Regions from separate parts of the Homo sapiens genome. Here region 2 is linked to region 1. A link is an interaction called in ENCODE POLR2A ChIA-PET data of the cell type or tissue named here. Cell type or tissue: PC-3. All regions are shown on one strand. Links, peaks and the distances in the headings refer to the core of each region. The heading gives the core; the rest is flanking DNA. Region 1 overlaps CCDC90B-AS1 (CCDC90B antisense RNA 1). Region 2 overlaps PRCP (prolylcarboxypeptidase).

The links. ChIA-PET counts read pairs that join two places held together with the same protein. Peaks named below come from ENCODE experiments on the same cell type or tissue, not always from the same donor. Only the 100,000 strongest peaks of a DNase experiment are listed, where the experiment ranks them.
Region 2: POLR2A ChIA-PET joins it to region 1 with 6 read pairs; 1 of 35 experiments calls an interaction of 5 or more read pairs at or near these places.

The regions. Positions count from the first base shown.
Region 1 is chr11:83,291,601-83,294,522 of GRCh38, forward strand. All of the region lies in intron 1 of CCDC90B-AS1 (CCDC90B antisense RNA 1), which reads left to right. Among named protein-coding and RNA genes, the nearest start is that of CCDC90B, 6.7 kb to the left of the region's middle. In PC-3, for the core only: a CTCF peak has its summit at 1,549 (motif pointing right); a DNase peak (open chromatin) is centred at 1,551; H3K4me3 peaks cover 407 bases.
Region 2 is chr11:82,855,395-82,858,316 of GRCh38, forward strand. The region is part of intron 2 of PRCP (prolylcarboxypeptidase); the gene reads right to left. Among named protein-coding and RNA genes, the nearest start is that of PRCP, 44 kb to the right of the region's middle. RefSeq lists an enhancer at 2,666-2,922. In PC-3, for the core only: no CTCF peak of the experiment used is centred there; no DNase peak of the experiment used is centred there; H3K4me3 peaks cover 214 bases; H3K27ac peaks cover 694 bases.

The DNA of each region.
Region 1 (2,922 bases), core at 294-2,793:
GAGAGAATAGAACAAGCATTTTAATAGCCTTCAACACAGAGCTTTAATAGGTTAGTGTCATGTAAATGTTAAGAAAATAATAAATCCTATAATTCAGTTGAAGGTTAAATGCTTTTTGATAATGGTTATCAAGAAGAGATAGGATTTGAACCTTAGGGGTTTTAGTTAGTAGAGGTTGTAAGGCAAGGGGTCCAGGAGAGAGGATTGGAGTGAGCAAGTACAATTTACTCATCGCTTTGCTCCTTCCTACTCAGGGACTTTGCATATGGTAAAGCATCACTACTCAACTTGGAGCTCTTTCTCCTCTTTATCTGGCCAATTCCTTTATATCTTTCAGATTCCAGTTTAAATGGTGACTTTTTAGAGTAACTCTTTAAGAAGTCATTCCCACTCAAACAACATGCAGATTTGGTACTTTTGTTATGGACTCATACAGCAACCCAGCCTTCCCATGTCTCTGCACTTAATATTTGTTTTCTCCATTATGGTAGAGACCATATGTGTCATGGTGTCTCCAGTGCTTATCATGCCTGGGCCATAACAAGCTTTTGGTAAGTGTGTGTTGAATGAATGAGTGAATGTTCAAAATATGGTCATAGTTTGGTGAGGAAACTTCGTAGACTGGGGCATAGGAATTATATGAAGACTGGGTGGAATTGGGGTGAACAAAATGAAAAAGGTAGAATAAAAAAGACTAAGGAAATTGAATTTCATACAGTGGACTTGCAGGAGATTTTGAAATTTTTTGAGCTAAAATAGATAAAAATCAGTTTGAATTTCTTTCTAGAAAATAACTATTTGCCATTTGCTAGTGTAGGCAAATGAATCCTTTCCTCTTCCAATGTCTGATGAGATGGCCTGGACATGAGAAATGCTCCCCTGCTGAAAGCAGCCTAGTTTATCTAAATCTCAAAGGCCAACAGGGTAGCAGGGAAGTGGGTCCTGGTTTTTTTCATTGCAAATAACCACTTTTTTTTTTTTACCTTTATAAGCTCCCATTTAAAACACAGCTTACACTCTTTACCAACAACATGTATGAAGCCACTACTTATTTTCCTATTTTCCATTAATTCAAGATAAGTTACTGTTGGTGAGTGGGAGATAAGCAGTGCTGATTTAACAGTAAGCTGATAAATTTACAGGGGAAGGCGAAGATACTTGCCAATTTCTTCAGTGGTTTCCAATTTCATCTCCAGCAATGATACAATTTTTTGAGGCATTTTAATATGTCCAAATCCTCTTGAGGACCCCATTGCTCCAGTACTCTTTCCTCTGATGTTTAGAGGTCTGGGGTCCCAGCTTGGGCACAATTGTATCAGATGACCAGAGATCACCCAGGACTACGACTATAGCTCTGGTGACTTCACGGAGAGAGAATGCAGCCTGGACCACTCACATGTGTCAGTCATTTTCTCTTGGAATAGGTGATGTGAAGGAATCTCGATGTGTTTTAAAGCCTGTGAATGAGGCATTGAGAAAGAGAGAGCTCTGGACCAAATGGGTTTCATTTTCTTCCTTAGCTTACTTGGAGCTCTTGCCACTAGGGGGAGGATGTGAAAAGAACCAAGGACAATTCTTTGCTTCTTTGCTCTCATCTCTGAAGCTGAGTCAGAGGGCCCATTGTCACAAAAGCTTTGTGTAGCTTTATGTTAATTTCACATTTTGCATGGCTGGAAAGTGACTATCAGCCCGTATTCCCTGAAAATCTGGGGAAATTTTTTTTTTCCTAATTATACAGGGAGGCTGGCAATGACACCCGATTCCGAGTTTGCCCATTAAAATAAATCAAAGAAAAGAATGATTAAAAGAATGGTAGAAAAGAAGAAGAAAGAGCTGTCAAAACATTATATACTTTGCAATGTTACATCATAACCTGGTGTCTCTCATCGATTACTCATTTTTTCTTTGAATGACTATTGAACACTATTTATGGTGCCAGGCACTGTGCTAAGCCATGAAGATATAAACATAAAACACAGTCCTGCTCTCAGATTGTCAACAGTCTATTGTAATAAATATTATGATGAAGGGTAGTATAGGCTGCCAAGGGAATGCATAAGAGAGGCTTATATTACCCTAAGCAGGGATCCGTCGGAAGGCATTAGTTTGAAAGGATGTGTGAAAGACAGTTTGGTTAAATGGATTTGGTGAATGGTGGTGTGGAGTACGTTGTGTGGAAAAGGCAACAGCACTTGCAAAAGCCGGGAAGTGTGTGTGAGAGAGCCTGGTTCATTTGGGAATGGAGAGAATGGCTGGAGCAATGGGTTAAGGGTAGGGAAATTCAGAAGGTGAGGTTGGAAAAGGTGAGGCTGGCCTTCAAGGTCTTTTTTACTTTATCCATGAGTAAGAGGAATCACTGAAGGGCATTAGGCTAGGGAGTAGCTTTGAAAAGAAAGGTGGCCAGGCATGGTGGTTCACCCTGTCATCTCAGCAGTTTGGGAGGCCAAGGTGAGAGGATCAGTGGAGCCCAGGAATTTGAGACCAGCCTGGGCAACATAGCGAGCTCCTGTCTCTATAAAAATTAAAAAAAATTAGCCGGGCAATGGGACACATGCCTGTAGTCCCAGTTACACAGGGGGCTGAGGTGGGAAGATCTCTTGAGCCCAGGAGGTCAAGGCTACAGTGAGCCCTGATTGCACCACTGCACTCCAGCCTGGGCAACAGAGACCCTGTCTCAAAAACGAAAACGAAAAAATGAAAAGAAAAGGAAAAAAACCAAAAGGGTGTTTGCCTGCCCTTTGCTGAGTCCTTCAGCGGTCAAGGCTGTGTATTTCACCTAGATTCCCTGTCCTAGGTACTGATCTGGAAAACCCTAGACATCTGCCCCTTTCCTGGTCAGAGAAGACCCCTGGCCTGGCAGAGCCTACAGCTCCAGCCTCAAGGTACCTGATTGGAGAAGTCCTCCTCATTGTATGACTTGGC
Region 2 (2,922 bases), core at 421-2,920, 440 kb before region 1:
GATCACAAGGTCAGGAGATCGAGACCATCCTGGCTAACACGGTGAAACCCCGTCTCTACTAAAAATGCAAAAAACTTAGCCGGGCGTGGTGGCGGGCACCTGTAGTCCCAGCTACTCGGGAGACTGAGGCAGTAGAATGGCGTGAACCCGGGAGGCGGAGCTTGCAGCGAGCCCAGATCACGCCACTGCACTCGAGCCTGGGCAACAGAGCGAGACTCTGTTCAAAAAATAATAACAATAAAATAAATAAGTAAATAAATTTACAAGAAAAAACAACCCCATTAAAAAGTGGGCAAAAGACATGAACAGATACTTTTCAAAAGAAGACATACACAAGGCCAACAAACATGAACAAAGGCTCAACATCATTATCATCAGAGAAATGCAAATGAAAACCACAATGAGATACCATCTCATACCAGTTAGGATGGCTATTATTAAAAAACAGTAAAAAAATAACAGATGTTGGTGAGGTTGTGGAGAAAGGGGAATGCTTATAAACTGTTAGTACGATATAAATTAGTTCAGCCACTACGGAAAGCAGTTTGGAGATTTCCCAAAGAACTTGAAATAGAACTACCATTCAACCCACCAATCCTCACTACTGGGTATATACCTAAAGAAAAATAGGCCAGGTGTGGCGGCTCATGCCTGTAATCCCAGCACTTTGGGCGGCCAAGACAGGTTGATTACTTGAGTCCAGGAGTTTGAGACCAGCCTGGGCAACATAGTGAAACCCTTTTCTCTACAAAAAATAAAATTAAAAACTAAATAAAAATTTAAAATAAAAATAAACCATTCTACCAAAAAGACACATGCACTTGTATGTTCATCTTAGCACTGTTTGCAATATCAAAGACACAGAATCAACCTAGATACCCTTCAAGAGTGGACTGGATAAAGACAATGTGGTCTATATACACCATAGAATACTACGTAGCCATTAAAAAGAACAAAATAATATCCTTTGCAGTAACATGGATGTAGCTGGAGGCCATTATCCTAAGTGACCTAATAGAGCAACAGGAAACCAAACACTGCATGTTCTCACTTATAAGCAGGAGCTAAACACTGAATACACATGGACACAAAGAGGGGAACAATAGACACTGCATGACTACTAGAGGGGCTAATAGTGCAGGGAGTGTGGGTGTGGGGCATGAGTTCAACAACTACGTATCAGGTACTATGCTTACTACCTAGGTGATGGGATCATTCATACACCAAATCTGAGCAACACACAATTTACCCAAGTTAACAAACCTGCACATGTACCCCCTGAACCTAAAATAAAAGTCAAGAAAAAAAAACACGATGGAGAGAAAACAAATTAAATAAAAATAAAAGGTAATTTCAACTTTAAAAAAAAATGGGCCAGGCGCAGTCGCTCACGCCTGTAATCCCAACACTTTGGGAGGCCGAGGCGGGCGGATCACGAGGTCAGGAGATCGAGATCACGGTGAAACCCTGTCTCTACTAAAAATACAAAAAATTAGCCGGGCGTGGTGGCAGGCGCCTGTAGTCCCAGCTACTCGGGAGGCTGAGGCAGGAAAATGGCGTGAACCTGGGAGGCGAAGCTTGCAGTAGCCGAGATAGCGCCACTGCACTCCAGCCTGGGCGACAGAGCGAGCCTCTGTCTCAAAAAAAAAAAAAAAAAAGTCTACAAATTGCACTGTTTGCCAAATCTTCTAGGAAAGAGCTAAAGATATCTAAAGAAGCTGTCTACTCATAGGCATTGACAACATAAAAGAGAAAGCAAAACAAACAAGCATACTAAACTCCCTAGGGGGTTTCAATTAATCTTCTTTATTGGAAAATAAATAGTAGCACACAATGGCTAATAATAACTGAGTGTTTATAATGTGTCAGGCACTGTTCTAAGCATTTCATATGAATTAATTCACTTAATTATCACAGCAATCTATGAAATAGGCACTTTGATTACCCCCATTTTATAGACAAGAACATTGAGGCACAAGAGTTTAAATAACTTTCAACATTCACACAGCTAGTAAGCGGCATTGCCAAGATTCAAACAGGTGTCTGGCTCCAGAGCACCATCATCAAGAGCTGTTAGATCTCCTTGCTAGAACCATCTATATCTGGTCATTAGCCAATCACTTCATTTTTTCGCTTACTCAGTTGTGGCCTCAGAATCTGTTCTCAACGAAGCATTCTAGGTAGTCAACATCAATCGATTAGATTTAGATTTAGCACAGATTAAAACTACTTGTCATTCCTAGTGCACATTGTTGCTTTTTAGTGAGTTCCTGCTCCCTAACAAAGACTAAGAACCTCAAGTGTTTTTGTTTTGATCGATAAATGAACAATTAGAAGAGTTATATGCATGTAAGGATAGAGAATTTAACCAGATATTTGTGATGGTTTCAATAACCCCCACTTTCTCTCTTAAGGATCTACTCATTCCCTGCCATTTATCTACAGATCTTGCAAACACCCAGCTCAAGCATGCCCACCTCTGCCTGCCCCACCTTGGCAGTGCTGATCACTCCCCCTTCTCAACACCACTGTGCTAGGTATAGGTCCCTGGTACTGTGCCGCAAAATTTGCTTACATGTATGTCACACACCAGACCGTGAGTATCTTAAGAGTAAAGATCATCCATTACAATGTCCAGACCTCTGTGCAGTTGATTTCAGGCTTTGAGAGGAGGCAATTTCATTGAACTAGTTCACAAAGTAATAAGTGATGTATTTCAGGAGTATTCTTATTTTTCAAAAGAGGTCAATGTAATATATCAACATCTTTTAACATTATGTGCTTGCAAGTCCCCTAATCTTCTTTAATTCTTTACACAACTCTATGAACCATTATTACTGTATCCATTTAACAGATGAGAAAACTGAGGCACAGAACAAGAAACTTACCTAAAGTCACACAGCAAAGTGGCAAAATCAGCAT